Linked DNA regions of Mus musculus: region 2 is linked to region 1. A link is a loop called in an ENCODE intact Hi-C map of the cell type or tissue named here. Cell type or tissue: left cerebral cortex. All regions are shown on one strand. Each heading gives the region's core, and the rest is flanking DNA. Links, peaks and the distances in the headings are about the cores only.

Region 1 (10,273 bases), core at 1,796-6,795:
GCAACAGCAGCAGTAGTAGTACTGTGTGTAATCAGAAACACAAGCCCTTACGCCCTGCACTCCCCCCAGTCACCAGCTGCATTTGAACAAGAGTCCTGAAAGGTGTTGTAAGGCTGAGATAACAACCCACTCTTAGACTGTCCGTTGCTATTAGTCTAGTAAATTCTGTAGCACCTCAGAAACCACAGCTGGCTATGAAGGACTCGTGTTGGAGGTCTTTCTATGTGGTGTGCATGTTTGTGTACATGCAGGTGGGGAAGGGTGCATGTGCACATATGTGCATGTGCGTGTAGATGACAGGGGACAGCTTCAATGTCAGTCACCGTCTCCTCCTGTTTGGGTTGGGTTGGGTTGGGTTGGGTTGGTTGGGTTGGGTTGGGTTTGGTTGGGTTGGGTTGGGTTGGGTTAGTTTGGGTTGGGTTGGTTTGGGTTGGGTTGGGTTGGTTTGGGTTGGTTTGGTTTGGTTTGGGTTGGGTTGGGTTGGGTTGGGTTGGGTTGGGTTGGGTTGGGTTGGTTTGGTTTGGGTTGGGTTGGGTTGGGTTGGGTTGGGTTGGGTTGGGTTGGGTTGGGTTGGGTTGGTTTGGGTTGGGTTGGGTTGGTTTGGGTTGGGTTGGGTTGGGTTGGGTTGGGTTGGTTGTGGAGAGGCATGGCACACAGACCATGGCACTCATGTGCCATCACAGGACAACATTCAGGAGTCAGTTGTTGCTTTCTACCATGTGAGCTCTGGGGCTCAAGCTCAGGACATCAGACTTGGGGACAAGTATCTTTGCCTACTAAGCAAACGCAGGCTTCCGCAGCCAAGTTCATCTGTTTGTTTGTTTTTAACAGAATCTCTAAGAATTTCCTCACGCTTGCAAGCACTTAGCTGGTGGCACCATCTCCTCGGCTTCATGGAGGATGCTTTCTGGGTGCTGCTGAGAAAGATGTGACATTATTTGGGCCTTCACCACATGGCAGGCATGTAATTCCCAGGATAGCAGGTGCACTGCTAATAAAAGGCAGATCGAGTTGGAAGCCAGCTAGCTTCTGGGTCCCCATTTCCCATCAGTGGAATTCGAAGCCAGAAGCAACCTCCCAGCAGGGGTCCCATTGACATCTGGGACCAGGCTATTTTGTGAGGCCAGTCTATGTCCTACATGGTGGCAGGGGTTCCTGTCCATCACCCACTACAGATGTCCATTAGCATAACAATCTGGGGACCCCTTCTCTACTCCCTGATACCTGTGAGGTTTTACTGACCACATCAAGAGCCATTGTTTCATATCGTATGGCATTCAGTCATTCTGAGAAACCCGTTTTCTCGGTTTGTTTCTTTCTTCCAGTGTTGAAAATACTTAACAAAACCCTCTAAGCTTACATTATGTTTCATTTCAACAGAAGGCTATAACTATTTAGGGCATGCTCTGTGGAGACGAGAAGACGAGGCTCCTGCCTTCTAGCGGAGGACCATCTGGTTAAGGAAGTAGGAGTTGGTATGCGCAGTAGTGAGGAAGCAATTCAAAGCACTCTATAGTAAAATCTAGAACGACCCCAGAGTCCTAGATCCGTACTATGGCTTTGTGCCACCTACTGAGATGACTGCAGTTCTCCAAGTTCCCGCCCCTCCCTCTGTAAAGAAAATAAAGTATTATTCAACAGTGACCATTCATCACAGGCTGGTGACTAAAACATGATGTGTGTTCCCTAAATATCAGCCATCCCCGCTGATCCGCTTCCTCTCCATCAGGGAGGAAAGTGGATTTCAATGAGATGGGAGATGTGCATTGTGGGGGAGACGGGATACTGGGCAGCCAGCACACCGTGAGTAAGAAAGAGCCTGGTGTCAGGAGGGAGCTTAAGCTGGGGAGGAAACTACAAAGGAGACACACCCCAGACTGAGGAGAGAGTCCAGGCCGAATTGGTTATGAGAGGGAGTCCAAGAAAGTGAAAATGAGTTTGTATTTAGTATGTGGACTCAAAATCTCCTGAAGGTTTTTATATTTTTTATTCTGTATCAAGACTTTCAAATACAGAAGAATTTCGAGTCTATAGGCTAGAGTGAAGCTTCCAGACTCTTCCCACAGCAGCCTCCAAATAGGGATCTGTCTAATACTGATGTCTTTGTGTGTTTGTTTTTGTGTGGTAGATAGATAGATAGATAGGTAGATAGATAGATAGATAGATAGATAGATAGATAGATAGATAGATAGATAGATAGATGTAGGTGTAGATGTAAGTGTGGATGTGGTGTAAGTGTGTTCGGGTATACATGTGTGCATGTGTGTGTTGAGGCCAGGGGTCAGTGTTAAATGACTCCCTCAATTGTCTCTATTTCTGAGGTAGGCTCTCCACTGAACCTGAAGTGCCTCAATTCAGCTAATCTGGGCGACTAATGTGACCCAGGGATCCCCCTGTGTCCATCCCCAGTGCTGGGCTTACCACACTGGGGTTCTGTATGTGTGGGCCAGAGAGTCAAATTCACAGAGGAACTCGGAGACTTGTTTCATCCCCTCTGTCCCATGTCACTGGTGTCTTTAAGAAGTCAAAAAAACAAAAAACAAAAAAAGCAAACAAACCAAAAAAAAAAAAACAAAAACAAAACCAGACACTGCAGTCATCTTATTTTTTTAAGATTTATTTTTATTTTCACCCCCATTTAAATGTGTGAATGTGTGTGTGTGTGTGTGTGTGTGTGTGTGTGTGTAAATTGTGTGAAAGTGTGAATGTCTGTGAGAAGGTGAGAGTGTGTTGTGTGTGTGTTTGAATGTGTGTGAGATTGTGTTGTGTGTGAGAGTGAATGTATGTGTGTGTGAGTGTGTGAATGTGAGTGTGCACGTGAATGTGTTTTGTGTGTTGTGAGAATGTGTGTGTATGTGTGAAAGTGTGTGTTTGAATGTGTGTAAGAGTGTGTGTGAATGTGTGTATGTGTGAGTATATGTGAGTGTGTGTGTGAGTATGTGTGTGAATGTGTGTACGTGTGAGTGTATGTGAGTGTGTGTGTGAATACATGTGTGTAAATGTGAATGTGTATGTGAGTGTGTGTGAGTGTGTACTGTAAGCGTGTGTGTGTGTGTGTGTGTGTGTGTGTGTGTTTGTGTGTGTGTGTGTGTGAGCATGCGTTCATGCAATGTGTGCAGGTGTCCTTGGAGACCAGAAGCATAGCAGATACCCTGGAGCTGGAGTTACAGGAAGTTGAAAGCTGACTGACAAGGGCTCTGGGAAGCCAACTTGGGTCCTCTGAAGAGGAGGAAATACTCTTGACCAAGAAGCCGCCTCTTTACTCCCGTCCCACCCTTTCAGCGGAAATGTTTTGGTTTGGTTTGGTTTGGTTTAAACTCGAACGCTATCTAATTTAGTGTCAATTTTAGTAAATGTGCAGATTTGAGTTAAGTCACATAAACTGATAAATAAACCCGGATATAGGGAGATGTTTGGTCCTCTATTTTATGAAGTGCAGGATTTCATCATCGAAGGAACCAAAAGCCCCTTAAACACCGTCCCAGAGACCCCTGCTCACGATTGTGCTAAAGCTGCTCTCCACAGAGTTCCTGCTTCTGCTGCTCATTAGGAAAAGTACTTCAACACCCAGCAGAAAAGAATAATTAGCAAATCAATTAATTAAGGGCCTAGCAACACTCTTCCTGCCAGCCTCAGCCACAGCTTCCTTGTAAATAAGCTCTTTTGCCTACATTAAAGTCATTAGCTCTCCATATGTAAATAGTAAAGCCCTTGGATTTCAACGGACTGCCTATCAGGGAACAGATTTCAGTCCACCTCGATGTAGTCAGGATACTGCAGACAAAGAGCCATGCTGTCTTAACCAAGAACACAGCTATACATAGCTTCTGGGTCCATTCATTTCCCAGATTCACCTTTCCTCCTTGGGACATTAGCCAAACATCTATTTTAGTTATAACACAGACACAAGGAAACGCTATAGTAATTAAAGAAACCACCCATTTCCTTCCCCTGACGTTCCAGGAAGCCACGTTATTTCTGCAGACCAATCTCTATTTGCTGACAATTCGCCTGAGCTTGAACAGCCAAATAAAATGTCCTAGAAACTGTCCTTGCAGCGACAGCCAAGAACACATCTGAGTCTCGGCTCCTTCCACAGGAAAATGCACACCAACAAAATATGTGCTTGTGTGTATTTAAGACACGAGTGTCTAGGGTCTCATTAGGTTCTGAGAGATTTAAAGTCCTACCACCCTGTAAAAACAAGCGTTTGAAGGAACTGGCCCTAAAGTTAGCTGGGTCCTTTGCCAAATTCACCTCATATTTTTATTCCTGTGGTTATCCTCTTTTTAAATTACTGCTGTTTATTTTTGTGCCTCTTGCCATCGTCTCCATCGCCACTCTCTTTACAGTGAGTTTTAAAACAAACAAATCGTTTATATTCATATACACCTGCTGGCCATTTTAGCTTTTCAGCGCCTGTCCCCCAACACACACGCTGTCGTGTCTTGGAGTTTTGTTCCTTTCTCCTTTTTTGTTCTTTTTCTCTTCTTTTGTCATTTCTCTTCTCCACTCTAAAGAAGAATAAACTATCGGAAGCCAGCCTAACAGAAATGAAGAGGGTCTAAAGCAGTGGTTCTCAACCTGTAGGTCACGAGCCCTTTAGTGGTCAAATAACCTTTTCACAAGGGTCGCCTAAGACCATCAGAAAAAAATCAGATACTTACATTATGATTCATCACAGTAGCAAAATTGCAGTTATGAAGTAGCAACAAAAATAATTTTATTCCTCACCACAACATGAGAAATTGTATTCAAGGGCGGGAGCATTGGGAAGGTTGAGAACCACTGGTCTAAAGAGACGTTTGTGTGGCTTAATCCATCAGACTGTTGAAACGATGGATCCTAAGAAGAAATAAAAATGAAAGAGTCCCTAGGAATCTCGAGGCAGAAGAAGGAAAAGGCCCCAGGCAGAGCGGGGGATTTGTCTCCCAGGACCCGATTCTAACAACTCGGCAGACTGCCTTACAGGATGAGACTGTAGCCCAGAAGATGAGCCAGGGATGTGAGGGACCACCGGAACTGTTAGATGCGCACAGCCTTGGTTCCTGCTGCCCCTCCCCCAGCAGCTCTCCCCTGTGACCTCAACCCCAGCTTGCCACCACTGCTCCTGACCGCCTCACCAACCTCACCTTAATGTTGTGAAACCACCTTTTACACAAAGGCGTTCAGGAGGTGGGGCCAGTCCGGACCCTTTAACATCCATTCTGTGGGTTCTGGTTTGTTTGATTTGCTTAATGGAGACAAACCCATTACCTGCCATGGGATACTATAGCTTTGAAAGACCTGGGACCATCCATTTATACTTTATATTTAATGCAGCTGGTCAGCCTTGGGTCGTGCATCTGCCTTAATTTTTACGGTGTGATGGGTTTTGGGGATTTTTGTTTTTTGTACTAAGCAAGATTCTATGACTGCCAGCTGTCCCTTCTGATCCATAAGTTAAAACCAATGATTCTTTCTGACAATATTCAGTACTTATTGTAGAACTTGTGGCAAAGGTACTATTTGCCTAATTAGTTTAGGCAATTAATAATCTTTGCTGCCCCAAACTATAAACTTGCAAAAAGCAGCTTCCCTTCGGTGTCTCCTCTCTGCTTCTTCTACCTTTTACATTGCTTTGTCTCCAGTAAATAAATAAACAAATAAATAAACAAACATGGTGTCTGACAGCAAGGCGGGAGGCAGAGGTAGGCCGATCTCAGTGAGTTCGAGGCCAGCCTGGTCTACAAAGTGAGTTCCAGGACAGCCAGAGCTACACTGTGAAACTCTTGTCTTGAAAAAACAAACCAGACCAAACAAAAGGTGCTTGCATATATTAATGGAGATATGTGTGTCTTATAATTTTTAATTAGAAAATAAGTAAATGCATGTGGAACAAATGAGCAAACCCCTCTGTCTCTTGTACCCCACCATCTTTTAATGTCATACCCAATCATCAGACCCCAGCCCTGGTGGCAAGATGACCCTGGCAGGACCAGAGACGAACATGCCCTGCCTCTGACTGGCTGGCTGTGTGCACAGCATCTCTGGATCCTTTCTGGAACAAAGCAGGAGGCACAGGGAAGAAGCACTGGCTTTCCCGGCAACAGTGTATCTTTCTGTAATACTTTCCATTTAAAAGCTATCTCCCTTTATAAATGTTCTCGACATTTGCACGTGATCAAACCTGAAGTCTCTGGGCCCTAAGGTGATGGATTTTAACTTACATACAGGAAATTCTTCAAACCCAAGTAGAAGTTGGCAAAAGATAACTTTTTCTATGCCACTTTGTAGAAGCTGCTAATGGCAAAGCAGGCTGTGCAATATAAATTATTCAGATCATAAGTCTAAAACCATTAGTTCATTGTGATCAATAACCTCTAAGAGAGCTGGCGTGTGGGATTCAGTTTGGGAAACATAATTAGTTTTGAAATATTCAAATTAAAGGAGACTCGGAGCTTCATAAAGAGCAGAGTGTCCCGATTTGTAAATAAGAGAATGCTGGATCCTGGTCTCTATCATAATGAATCCAAATCGTCCTCCCTTTCCACTTAGATAAAATTTCCTATATTTTTTTTTTTATTAAATCACATTCCTCTGGTATTACTAAAGCCTTGATTGCTGAAAAATGTTTGGTGGATTCTGCGAAGTCAGCTAAGGCCATTTGCTGACAAACTACGCTGTGTCATCCTAGGAAAAGCAGAATTAAATCCTAAGTGTCAGTGTTGAAAACTGTCCCTTCTACACCACAAAGGATTTTACCCACACTGACAGTTTGTAAAATTAAAAGGTCCAGACTACCATCCTTGCCATGTGACCTACATAAGCTATATTATTATCTAAAGTTTATGTGTTAGGTCCCGTTCTTGCAAAGATAATACATTGTCTTCTAACTTTCAAATTATTTGCCCAGAGAAGTGTTTGTTTTTTCTTAAACCTGGATCATTAAAATTACACTGGATTAATCCTTGTTTTAAGATAGTTTTTCAACATCCATACTGTTTCTCTTAGGGTTTCTATTGCCGGGAATAGATACCATGACCACAGCAACTCTTATAAAGGAAAACATTTAATTGGAGCTGGCTTACAGTTTCAGAGGTTTGGTCCATTATCATCATGGCAGCTGACATGCAGGCAGACATGGTCCTGGAGAAGGAACTGAACGTTCTACCTCTTGATCTGTAGGCAGCAGGAAACTGTGTGCCATAGGGCCCAGAAACTTCAGGTTTGATCACGTGCAAATGTCGAGAACGTTTATAAAGGGACATAGCTTGAGCACAGAAGACCTCAAAGCCCACCTGAATATGACACACTTCCTCCAGCAAGGCCATACCACCTCCAACAAAGTCACATCCCCTCCAGCAAGGCCACACCCCCTCCAGCAAGGCCACATCTCCTCCAACAAAGTCACACCCCCTCCAGCAAAGCCACACCTCCTCCAGAAAGACCACACCCCTCCATCAAGGCCACACCCCCTCCAGCAAAGTCACACTCCCTCCAGCAAGACCACACCACTCCAACAATGCCACACCTCCTAATAGTGCCATTCTCTACGGACAAACATTCAGACATATAAGTTTATGGGTCCATTCCTATTCAAATCACTACACTGGTGATATTTTGACTCACCATTTATTTGGTATGGAGGCTGTCCTGTGCATGGCTAGCGTCCTCCTTCTCTACCGACTGCACCGCAATACCACCTCCCCAGTTACCTTCCATCACTTATGAGGAAGGAATATATTGTCCCAACTAAAAACCACTCTAAACTGGGCAGTGGGGGCGCACGCCTTTAATCCCAGCACTTGGGAGGCAGAAGCAGGCTGATTTCTGAGTTTGAGGCCAGCCTGGTCTACAGAGTGAGTTCCAGGACAGCCAGGGCTACACAGAAACTCTGTCTTGAAAAACAAACAAAAACAAAAAAAACAAAAACAAAACACCCTAGTTGTGTTTTCATTTTAATAGGCTCTCACTAAGTTACCCAGGCTGGCCTTGAACTTGTGACACTTCTGTTTCAGCATAGTGACTGTTAAGATCACAGGTTTGGGTTACCAGGCCTGGGTGAGAACCATTGTTTTGATCTATAGCTTCCATCCATATAAGAAGACATTATTGTACCATTTTGTTTACTTTGTCCTTTTTCTTTCTTTATCCATAATCCCAAAAACTGTTCACTAAACACGCAACACATATAAATTAAGAATTTCTACATTTAGTAAGGATCTTCTTTAATCCTTACCAAAAAGCTGAGGGAAGTGACATTTTATTCTCATTTTGTGGAAAAGGAAACTGAGGATTGAAAAGGCCAATAATTTGTAAATATATAACTGAAGGATAATCCCAGGTCCAGTGGATATTAGAACCACTCTATGGTGCAGATATTTAATCAGGACACTCTAGTGCAGATCCTAACAACACTCATTGCATCTTGGGAAAATAATATGCCTTTCCTGCGTCATAATTGCCTCACATCTAAAAACAGTTACAATTTATATCTCGCAAGGTCAGGGCTTTTTAATCAAATAGGATGTATAAGTTTACAGCTAAGCAACTACATAGTACTGCTATCGTTATAAGAATTTTTATCTTATTATATAGTGTTAAGGAATTGGCTTAAATTATGTGTCTATTTGTGTGACTATGTGTGGGTATATGCACATGTAAGTAAGCTCAGGTGCCAGTAGAGGCCAAAAGAGGGTGTTGGATCCTCTTGAACTGGAGTTACCAATGGGTGTGAACTGTCCGACATGGTTTCTGGGAACCCACCTGGGTCCTCTGCAAGACCAGCACTGGCTCCTAATGGCTGCAACATCCCTTTGGCACCTGATATGTTTTTACATCAGCCATGTAGCTGGAAAAGAGAATAAAATTCAGAACCCTATTCATAGAGAACCAAGAGCTATCGTGTGCACTATTATAAAAATCTTCACTTCCTGCTGAACGAGAGTCAGAAACCTTAGGAAACCTCTTTATCCTGTCCATAGAACATAGACAAGAATTATAATAATCCTTACTCTCGTGCTCACCTCTTTGAATTCCGTTTCTTATGAGGCAGACCCAGCTTGGTTTGAGCTCCTACAGTATGAGTTTCTGGCTGCTCACTGTCTTCTTCATCATCCGGGTGTTAGCTCACAGAGAACAGCAGCCATTTTTGCTCACTCCTGTCAGCATCTCGAACCAGCATACGACCCTGAATGTGCAATCTCAAGTCAGCTTGGGTTTCAGATCAACCGCAAAGAAGCTGTGATTTTAGTAATCACCTATAAAGTACTATAACCAGAGTTCCTACTTGCGGGGTCACTAAAACTACTGCTTTAAACACTGCAGCTAAAAAACGTCACCACTGCCTAGCAAGCTTCTGTCTACAGTCTCTTCCTACCCTCTTCTTCATCTGACTCTGTCATTTATCTCTCAGGTCCCAACCCGGTGAGACCTCTTCCAGGAAGATGTCTGAAGCCTGAAACCATCCATTAACTGAGGTGAGGTTAACAAATGTAAATAATAGTACATTCTGTAAAGTCCTGTTAAACTAATTTCAGTTTTCAGTATTTCCCTCGTTTCTTGGAGCCAATACTTCTAATCTTTCAATGTTATTCTAGTTTGACAAAACTCATAGAAACTGGCAAAATCCCTAGTGGATAAAACCTGGGAATCGTTATCTGCATTTTTATCCACTCTGCTGACAATGTATTTACAGAAGATCCCAAGCCCAGTGAATCTCTACTTTTATGAGTCTGCCAGATAATTTATTTATTATTTGATTATTATTAATGTATTTATTATTATTTATTTTAATCATTTATTAATTTATTTCCACAGATAATCATCTAGATCAGATCTTTAGACATTCTTCCAAACATAAATAATTGAAAGCAACGTGTTTGGACCTCCACTGTTTCGAGGGCAGTAGGGCTCTTACGGATTCACCTTTGGGTGTTACATCATCCCATCATTTGGACTCTGTCAGTGACTGCCACATTCATCCCATGTATCCCTAGCAATGAAAAAATGCCTGACACAAGATTCTTGGAAAGCCCCTCTGTATCTGTAGACTTTCTTACCAATTAGATCTTGGTTCTCAATAAATATGTGGGATTATCCAATGAGACTGTTCTGTTATATATAGCAGTGAGGTCACAGGAGGGAACTCTGGGAGAGGGGTCTTCTGACTCACATCTCCTATGACCCAAATAGCTAGCATGTGTCAGGACTGAACAGCTCATCATAGAACAGGTGACGTAGGTCACATGACATACGGGCTTGCAAAGGAAACATGTCAGCAGCTTCATCT
Region 2 (10,273 bases), core at 2,474-7,473, 67 kb before region 1:
GGGGAACGCCAGGGCCAAGAAGTGGGAGTGGGTGGGTAGGGGAGTGTGTGTGGTAGGGTATCGGGGACTTTTGGGATAGTACTTGAAATGTAAATGAAGAAAATACCTAATTTTTTTTTAAATCCCTTCATCCCTTGGATATGATATACTTTCCTGACATTCATTCCAATTTTTATTAAAATGTCTGCAACCAGACATAATTAATGTTTAAGAGCTGCCCTCATTTTTTGTGCTAGGAGTAGGTTAAATGCCTTGGGTTAAACTGCTCAGTCTAAGGCCCTTTTTGGTCACAAAGGAAGCAATGTCTACAAAATAGGGCCAATAAGTTTTCTAGGGGTAACGGAAGTAATTCTTCCTCCTGGAAATGCCAAAGTCATTTTTTTTTTCACAATTAGGGTTGAAGAAGGTTTAGGTTGAAGCTACCTTCAGGAATGACAAAGCAATAGCATAAGGAGAAACTGATTCTTCGAAGATGTCGTTAAACATTGAATCATAGGACCCTATGGCTGTTTCCTTGATCCTCAGGTTTTCTCTTACGTGGGAGCTAAAAGTAATGTTGTTCATCAGTGCACTCATTATGAGTTTGGTCTATGGTAAACCCATTTTCTGTTACTGTAACAGCACACCCGAGGCTGAGAGGCTTATAAAGAAAAAAGGTTTAATTTAGTTCATTGTTTGGAAAGTTCATCAGCATGTGCCGTTCTGACCTCGGCTCAGCTCCCGTGGATCCTCATGACAGATGGCATCACAGTGGCATAAGCATGAGGCAGAGGTCACTTGGGGGAAAGGGAAGTGAAAGAGACACTTGGGATCTCATGAGAACCATTATTCCCTTCCAAGGACACATGCATGAAGGAATGAACAACCTCACAGAAGGCTCCACCTCTTAAAGGTTCCATTGGCTCGCACACAAACATCTAAATTGCAGTAATGTTTTATTAACCAAACCTTCTGGGCTCTGGTAAGGCTGGACTGCCACAGTGACGTCCAACAATAATTGCAGAAGGGCCGGTATGTGTTCAGGTATGTTGCTCAGATCCTTGATTTTATGTAGACACCCAATTCTTCTGGAGAATTGCTGTGCTAGCCCAGCAGTCCCGCCTTGGTCTCCGTGGTCGAACGTGTGCTGCCCTCGGTCCTACCTAACTTGTGGTGAAATGAAAGGCCATGGAAGAGTCTCATGTCCCAGAGCCAAATGTGACACAAGACTTCCGCTCACATCTGGCAACACGCATCAGCTGGAATGACTTGGAAATGTCAGCGGCCATGTGCTCAGCTGCTTACCTAGTACCACCAGGGGAAAGTGGGAGGATTGCCATCAGACTTAGCCACGCCTACTGTCAGAGAGCCCACCTATAGGGACGCGACACTAGGAAAAACGCACCGTGATCCTATGCCTGTGGGTTGTAGAGCAAGGGTTGAAGCCAATTCATCGATTCTTCTTGCCGCTCCATGTATGTGTCAGCCTTTCTCACAATTCCAGAGCCTAAAATGACGTCAGACACCTTTGTCAGCATGCGTGTCAGAGGTTGCAGACGCCTGCTCATATCCTGCAAACAGCTAACAAGCTTTCTGCTGACCCCTCATCCGTGACCCTTTTCTACACGTAGGGCTGAGGTGCTGGGTCAGGGATGAAAGGGCGACCACCTCCAACCTGACCCATAGGAGCGATCTGGGCGGCCACGCTTAGATGCTACTGAAAGATTACAGAAGGGTGTAGAAGGCAAACAAGGTTAGAAATGTCAAACATTCAGCCTGGGGGGAACATGCAGCCTGGAGAAAGAGGAACCGCGGCCTGGGGGGAACATGCAGCCTGGAGAAAGAGGAAACGCAGCCACTAAACAGCAGTAAAACAGGCAGAAAGGGAAGCAGAGGACATCGTGCAGATAGGATGAATTCGGATCCTTTCAGACAAAATGTGTCAGAACATTTCTATCTTTCTTTTTTAATGCTGACTAATTTGAATTGGCAATGCCTTCTTTCAGTGGGGTTAGATTCCTCTCTCCTATCCTAAATTCCGGACACCAATTTCCTCTCCGCCAACATCCTAAAGAGTATCAATTTCTTGGCCATCTTGCTTGAATATTTCATAGAGAAACAAATACATTCTTTAATTTTGTTACCTAATTTTTAAAATTACCCTGTTTTTTTTTAAATAAAATATCTTGGTAATCTTTTGACGTGTATTCATAAAGAGTATTGCCATTTTATGGCGACAGCATATTTCATTGTATAGGATGCCCATAATTTACTTAACTACTTCCCTGTTGACAAATATTTGCATTGTTTCAAATCTTCTGCTCTTACTGTAACACTGTGAGCATTTCAATCACTCTAGATAAATAAGTCTATAGAATAAATTCTGACAATGGCGTTCATGAGGTGAAGTATTCAAGATATACACAATTTTAAAGGCTGATTCCAAATAACTGTTCGTGAAGTTATACAAGTTTATTACCCCACTGGTAATGTCTGAGAACACCAATCTCCTCATATCTGTTCACATTTGACTTCCTTCTCACCATGCAACAGTGGTGCCCGACTTCAGGGTCCCAACTCTTTGGGAGTCAAATGACCCTTTCACAGGGTTCACCCTAGACACCAGAATATTTACACTATGAGATCTATACCACAATTCATAAAAGTGGCAAAATTACAATTATGAAACAGCAACAGAAATAATTTTATGGCTGGGGTCACTACAACCTGAGGAACCGTATTAAAGGGTCACAGCATCAGGAAGGTTGAGAACTGCTACCCTGCAACAGTAAAAATGACTATCTGGAGCAATTTGATTCCTAACTACAGCCGTATAAAGCTAGCTATCTCTTAATGTGTTTAACAAGGACATCCTCTTTTCTGTGGATTTTATTTTATTTTACACATTTTTCGCATTGGACTTGTGGCCTTTTTCCTATTAACTTATGAGAAAGTTCTATACATAAAGAAGATGAGACCTTGTTCACTAAACTGCAAATGTTTTCCGACTTCATATTTAATTTATGACTTTGTAATGGTACTTTAAAAAAAGGTGTTCTCTCTCTCTCTCTCTCTCTCTCTCTCTCTCTCTCTCTGTGTGTGTGTGTGTGTGTGTGTGTGTGTGTGTGTGTGTGTGTGTGTGTGTGTGTGTTGGTATGTTTATGTGGATGCCTGCAAGTGTCCACAGAAGCCAGAAGAGGTTGTCAGATCCCCTGCAATTGAAGTACAGGAGGTTGTAAGCCCACTGATGTGGATGCTGGACCTCTGCAAGAGCAGGCAAATACTGAACTGCTGAGCCATCTCTCCAGCCCCTATGTAGCTTCCTGCATTGCAGGAAACCGTATCCTCTGCTCACTTTCTGAAGCATCACACTGAATTGAGGTGAAAGAAGCTGAACCTTATTAGAAATGAGGAATGGGGCACAGCCAAGGAGGAACCACACCCTTCATGGTTTCTTCTTTCATTCGACACCATCACTACGTTCTGGTACTAATGCTGCCACAGAGCTCAGCCCGCTGACTAGACAAAAATCATCTCTCATGACATCAGCCACCACAGTCCAAAGGAAGACAGACTTCCTGGCTGAATCAGAGAGAAATTGATGCTCTGAGGTCTCCAAAGAATGCAGTGACCACAACAGATTTCCTTATTCTGAAGCTACCTCCTCAGACCATCCAATTATAAGAGTCCAAAGAATCAGCCTGCAGATGACTTGGTAACTGAATGAGCAAAGAAAAGAAAGAAGGGGGGAAATGACTAATGGAAATCACACTGCAAGCAAGGGGTGTGCCACACAGGACCCAAATTGCCGGCAGCAGATAAGCAAGTAACCTTGGAACCTTTCTCGAATGAGGGAGGAGGGAGCCCTTTTCAGAGGATCACATATCAAACGCAATACAGAGGCAGTGGTGGGAGGGATGATACTTCTGTTGTTATTGTTGTTGTTGTTGTTGTTAACATTTGTTTATTATTACATGTAAGTACACTGTAGCTGTCTTCAGACGCACCAGAAGAGGGCGTCAGATCTCATTACGGATGGTTGTGAGCCACCACGTGGTTGCTGGGATTTGAACTCAGGACCTTTGGAAGAGTAGTTAGTGCTCTTAACTGCTGAGCCATCTCTCCAGCCCCACGATACTTCTTTTAAGGGTTTAGGAAGAAAACTAAGCAGTTCTATAACAATACCAAGAAAATGGGCCAAGACTGTTTGCAAAAAGAATGTTTCCTGCATTTCTCAGCCCGATCTGTGGCGGTTTCGGAAAGCCACCAGCATTCTGTCTCATCTGAACCAATTCTGCTCCTGCCTTGTAGGATCCTGGGAGCCTTACCCTTGTTCACCACCTAGTCCAGTCCTCTACAGTCTATCGGCTCTCTGTGTGCTTCCTTTTTCTCCGACTGGCCTCTCTATATATAACTTTTGCGCTGGACCCTGGCAGCGCAGTCCCAAAACCTGGCAGAGCAATCTTCCCCATGCCTTGGCTTCCTGACCCACGTTCGGGCGCCTGTTCCTCCTGGAACACTGCCCTGAACTTCAGCCTCCTTGGCAAGGGCACCAGCAGCCCTGCCAGCATCCTGTTCCTCTCGGAGACAGGACAGAGTTCTTTTCCAACCCGGATGGTACTCCAGGCTCCTCTATGGTCACTCTTCTCTTCCTGAGCACCAACTGAATATTTCCATTTGCCATTGTTCCATCCGGTCCTAGTATAGATCTCCCTCCCTCTCCTACGTGGGAACTCACAGATACCTGTGTCAGCAAAATCAAGTCCCGATTCATCACACACCAACTCCACCCACTTTCAACCGTAAGTGTGTTTATTAAAAACAAGAAAATCGGAGGTCCAAAAACTCCAGGTTTGATTAATCCTGCAGCCCGCGGTTGTCATGAAGGATCTGAGACTTCTCTCTTGGCTCTGCTAAATGTGCTGCCTACTTTTCAGAGAGCTGCATAGCAGCGGACCTGATTGGGTTGGGAAAGTCTCCCCGGCACCCTAGGAACAATCGATTCATCCACTAGGAGATACTGGCCAGCCAGCTGCTGAGCTACTCATGGTGTGAGGGAATTTTGACTAGCATCCTGGCAGTATAATATCTAGAGACAGAAAGACATTTCTTGGAACGTCTGTTTTGGAGAGAGAGAGAGAGAGAGAGAGAGAGAGAGAGAGAGAGAGAGAGAGAGAGAGAGAGAGAGAGAGAGAGATTGAGATTTTTCTAGAAGCATCACAGCCCACCACATCCCCCTGCCATCTTGTCCTGGTTGTGTCCCGGTGTTAATGTTCTAGCCAAGACTGCCAAATGGATAGAATGACAGGTCCCCTGAAGAACATGAACAACTGCTGCCTCACTGTTTGTTGTGTGTTCTTTTAGGTGGGAGATAGCTGTACTGGCTGGTTTTGTGTGTCAGCTTGACACAAGCTGGCATTATCACAGAGAAAAGAGGAAATGCCTTCATGAGATCCAGCTGTAAGGCATTTTCTCAGTTGGTGATCAAGGGGGGGGGGGGGAGCGTCCATTGTGGGTGGTGCCATCCCCAGGATGATAGTCTTGGGTTCTATAAGAAAGCAAGCTGAGCAAGCCAGAGGAAGCAAGCCAGTAAGTAACATCCCTCCATGGTCTCTGCATCAGTTCCTGCTTTCTGACCTGCTTGAGTTCCAGTCCTGACTTCCTTTGGTGATGAACAGCAGTATGGAAGTGTAAGCCAAATAAACCCTTTCCTCCCCAACTTGCTTCTTGGTTGTGATGTTTGTGCAGGAACAGAAACCCTGACTAAGACACTAGTCTTTCTGCTTGGACCTCTCTGGAGGATTCAGTGTGTTTCTGAACTGAGTAGGCTATGCCACTGAGCTCATTTGTAACGTGACTGTGACTGTACCTAAAGAATAAAAGACAAGAGAAACAGCGTTAGAGGTAGAGAGCAAGGAAGGGGGAAAATGGCATAATATGGTATCCAAGTATGAAAATTAGCCCCAAAAATGTAAATTTAAAAATATTCCAAAGAAGTAATCTCTATGAAATGCATACAGATTTTTTTCTCACCATTCATCAAATGATAAATCATAATGGATCAAATGTTATCTAGGAAGAGAACTGCTCTTTTCTTTATATGGAAGCCTGGACTTCCATAAACAATGAAGCAGTTGGATCAGAATTAGTATTCTCCAGCCAGGCTTAACCTGCTCCTCTCTCCAGCAAGGATGCAGCCTGTGAGCTAAAATGCATCTCGGGTTTTTCCGGAGGCACTGCTCTGCACTCTGAACTGAGGTTGCAAAGTTATCAGGATATGGTGACTTGTCCGTCCCTGTGCGGCTGTCTACACCAGCTTGCTTGTAAGAAGGAACCTGAAGACAGCTCTGATCATGTCAACATGGCATCTAAATGGCCCTTCTCTGAGCCCCATCTAGTTTCCTAAGCTTCTCTCTTCGATTAACAAAAACAAACCTTTGGGGCTGGAGAGATGGCTCAGTGGTTAAGAGCACTGACTGCTCTTCCAGAGGTCCTGATTCAATTCCCAGCATCCACATAGCAGCTCAAAATTGTCTATTATTCCACATATATATATATGTGTGTGTGTGTGTTGTATATATATAAAATGTGTGTGTATATAACTATATATGTTGTATATATATAGTATATATGTGTTGTATATACATATATATAGTAGATATATAGTGTGTATATATATATAGTTTGATATATAGTATATATATATAGTTTGGTATATATTATATATGCACATATATATATAACATATATGTATTATATAATATATTAATATGTACATGCAAATGTATATATTTCAATTTCTATAATATTTATCTGGGTTTTTTTTACACAAGCTTTATATAAATTTGTATTGCTTAGTTTTCTGCTAGATGTAATAAAATCCTTGCCAAAATCAACTTAAGGAAGGATGGGTTTACTTTGGCTCATAGTTTGAGGGTAGAGTGCATTGTGGGAAGGAGGTCACAGCGGTGGCTGAGGCCACTGGTCACACTGGGTCTTCAGTCAGAAGTCAGAGAGGTGGGGGCTGACACCCAGTGGTCCTTCTTTCCCTCAGTCTGGGACCCCAGCCTATGGGACAGTGACATCCACATTTGGGGCAAGTCTTCCTTACTCTGTTAAAACTTCCTGAAAACACCTTCATGTGTTTCCAAGGTGACTGTACACCCCCTCAAGTGACAATGTGGTCCTCTTAGCTTATTTTAATCTAGAAGAATTTTCTGACATTTTATTTATTTATTTATTTATTTATTTATTTATTTATTTATTTATTTTTAATCATGACAATCTTTGAAAACAACACACCAGTAAAAAGAAATCCTCAATTCTGGACCATTTGGTTTTTACCCCAAGGCATCATTTAACCTGTTTTTCTAGTTTGAGTGTGCGGTTAAAAGACAAGCCTGATTAGACTCAGGCTGAGTTTGTCAGGAGCCCTGAGTGAAAGCATATAGCCCATTGAAAGAGTTTAATAGAAGGAAGTTAAATGAAGAGGCTGTTTTCCAGATGTGTGGGCGGGCATAGGGAGTAACACCCATGGGGGCTGTCTGCGTCCCTGTCCTCAGGACTGAGCTGATGAATAAAGCTCTATGGGAGTTGTAGTTTTGAAAGAGATCCCCACAGTGAATCCCCAATCTAAAAGTAACACAGCAGCCATTGCCTAGCGTGCACATAGGGAGAGTGTAAGGCAGTGGAGCCTAGACACCATACCACTCCTCTACCCTGGGCAAACCCCCTACACACACACATACACACACACACACACACACACACACACACACACACACACACACAAGACCATAGTTGATAGGGAAAGTCTACAGCATCCAGGGCTAAACCAAGACAGACACCAATGTGTTGATAAGGGTAAATGGAGGAAAACACACAGCTCAAACATTTTGGCCTAGGATGCTTATAAGATACAAACAACCGTGGAATGGAAATATTTGAAAGAAATTATACTGACCAGGTTCAGCATAATTTTTTCCTTTATATCACTCCCCCAAACTATCTGCATAACAACAATTTACAGTGTGCTCCCTATTATACTTAATTAGGGGACGATTTAAACTATACATGAGAATGTGCAGGCACTATACGGAAACATCGGTTTATATAAGAGTTTTGAGCATGCATAGGTTTGGAAGATCATAAGGAGTCCTGGGACTATTCCTTACAAATGCCGAAGGCAGCTTCATTCTCCAAGATCTTAGTTCAAAGGTCACATACAAGAAACATCCAATAAATATTTGCTGTGTTAGCAGGTGGGGTGGTCCACACCTTTAATCCCAGCATGCTTAAGGCAGAGGCACGCAGAGGCAGGCAGAGGCAGAGGCAGACAGAGGCAGGGGCAGGCAGAGGCACGCAGAGGCAGACAGAGGCAGAGGCAGGCAGAGGCAGGCAGGGGCAGGCAGAGGCAAGCAGGGGCAGGCAGGGGCAGGCAGAGGCAGTCAGAGGCAGGCAGGGGCAGACAGAGGCAGGCAGAGCTCTGTGAGTTCCAGGACAGCCTCTGGTCTTTAGAGCAAGTTCCAAGACAGAGCTACACAGAGAAGCACTGTCCACATAAATAAATAAACAAACAGACAAATAAATAAAAATATGCTGTATTGAGCTCCTCTGTGGAAGATCCCCAAGCTGAACCTAACAAGCTCTCACTGTTTCAGAAAGTCCCCCACCAGGCCCCCAGCCATTCCCCTCCTAGTTAAAGAAGACATTCAGTCACTCAGCCATCTTTCACACAATGTATTCTTTTTGGAAGCCTGGGGCTTGCATTATTTCTAACTATGAAAACATACCCGGGGTCATATAATACAACCACTTCAATCACCCTGCAATGTTTCAGCTTGCTTGGAAGGTGGCTTCTGATTTCCAAATAACAATTTGCCTTTAAATAGAATAGATTAGTTTTTAAACCGGGCATCTAAAGTGTTCGGCATTTGCATGTAAAAGTGTCATTAGGTTGAAGTGAGAGTGATGCTCAGTGCTTCACAAAGGAAGTGATTGAAAAACCTTCTCTGTGGGCTGTAAAGAAAAAAGACTGAGGTGTACTGAGACTCTCAGCCCCCCTCCCTGTCCCAGCCAGAGGCAAATGGATACATTGTTATATAAAACCTGGAGGCTCCCTTTGGCTGGAAGATCTTAATTGAGCTATGTAAATTTACCAGTCCCACCTGTCTTGTGACTAAGCTAAATTGGTTTGCATCTAAACCTCATTATCCACACATAGGAACTTCAGTATGGCTTGGCAATATAGACATCTGTTGGACTGCATTTTCTTGTCAGTAAGACTAGAAAGCTGAATTGATTAATATCTATAGTTACCAAGCACTCTAACTCCATAAATCTTTTGGGACTCTATAATGGATCAGATATACTTCCTATGATACTGACTGAAAATATCCTAAATATATATTATATGTAAATGCATATAAATACATATAACATATGTAAATAAATATCATATATATGATATTTACATATATGATATGTACATACCCTAAATCTGAGCGAAAGATAATTTGTTATCTAAAGAACATGTTTAGCTTTATTCAATACCTTTAGATTCCCAACAAAAATATTACAGCGGGGGGGGGGGGTTGCAGGGGGGGTTGCAGGGGGGGGGAACTACCAGACATACTGAAATTTTCAGTGGATTCAATTCCTAGTTCTGCCAACTACAAACTGTATGAAGTTGGTCAATTTACCTACCCTTAGCACAATAGGCAGAATGTCTCTGATGCCAGACCTTACCAGTCGAAGGCTGCCCAGTGTGTGGTGGTGTTTGAAAGTGGGGGTCTCTGGAAGGTGACAAGTTCCTGAGAACGAACAAACAAACCAAAACAACCATGATCCCTAGAAGGCCTGTGTCACCAGAAGTGTCACAGTCTCTGGCTTTATTACTGGAATAAGTGAGCTCTCTTTAGTCTCTGTGTAGCCAAGTGAGATCAAGTTCCAGGGTGGCACCCATTTCGGTGAGTCCTGTATTCAATTTGGCCTGCAGTGTGGCTGGGGTGAGCGAGGCCTCTCTGTTACCCGCCCGGCTAGAATGGAACAGAGTGGCAAGCAATTCCCCCAAAGGAAAATAAATATTCCTGTCGCTGCCAAAAGATACTGAACAGATAGAGGACTGCCAAAAATCACAACAAAATTTTCCACTAAACACCCCGTGCTTTTTGTATTTTGGCATCGAGGAAAGGTTTGAGAGATGAAAGTATGTGCGGAAAGCTTTAAACGCACTGCGCGTGCCTGCAGTTTCAGTTCTCGGCAGGTAGACGCAGGACAGGCCTGGGACTAAGGA

The links. Hi-C counts contacts between places; a loop is a spot of excess contacts. Peaks named below come from ENCODE experiments on the same cell type or tissue, not always from the same donor. Only the 100,000 strongest peaks of a DNase experiment are listed, where the experiment ranks them.
Region 2: a loop joins it to region 1, with 4 times the contacts of the local background. A loop is called at or near these places in 6 of 42 quality-filtered maps.

What each region holds. Positions count from the first base shown.
Region 1 is chr10:117,976,422-117,986,694 of GRCm38, reverse strand. No RefSeq gene overlaps it. Among named protein-coding and RNA genes, the nearest start is that of Gm32663, 32 kb to the left of the region's middle. In left cerebral cortex, for the core only: no CTCF peak of the experiment used is centred there; DNase peaks (open chromatin) are centred at 3,227, 3,602 and 4,000; H3K27ac peaks cover 1,015 bases.
Region 2 is chr10:118,043,738-118,054,010 of GRCm38, reverse strand. It overlaps Gm32663 (a long non-coding RNA gene), which reads right to left. Exons shown (of 6, transcript XR_003948955.1): 2 at 1,385-1,486. Among named protein-coding and RNA genes, the nearest start is that of Gm32663, 36 kb to the right of the region's middle. In left cerebral cortex, for the core only: no CTCF peak of the experiment used is centred there; a DNase peak (open chromatin) is centred at 4,504.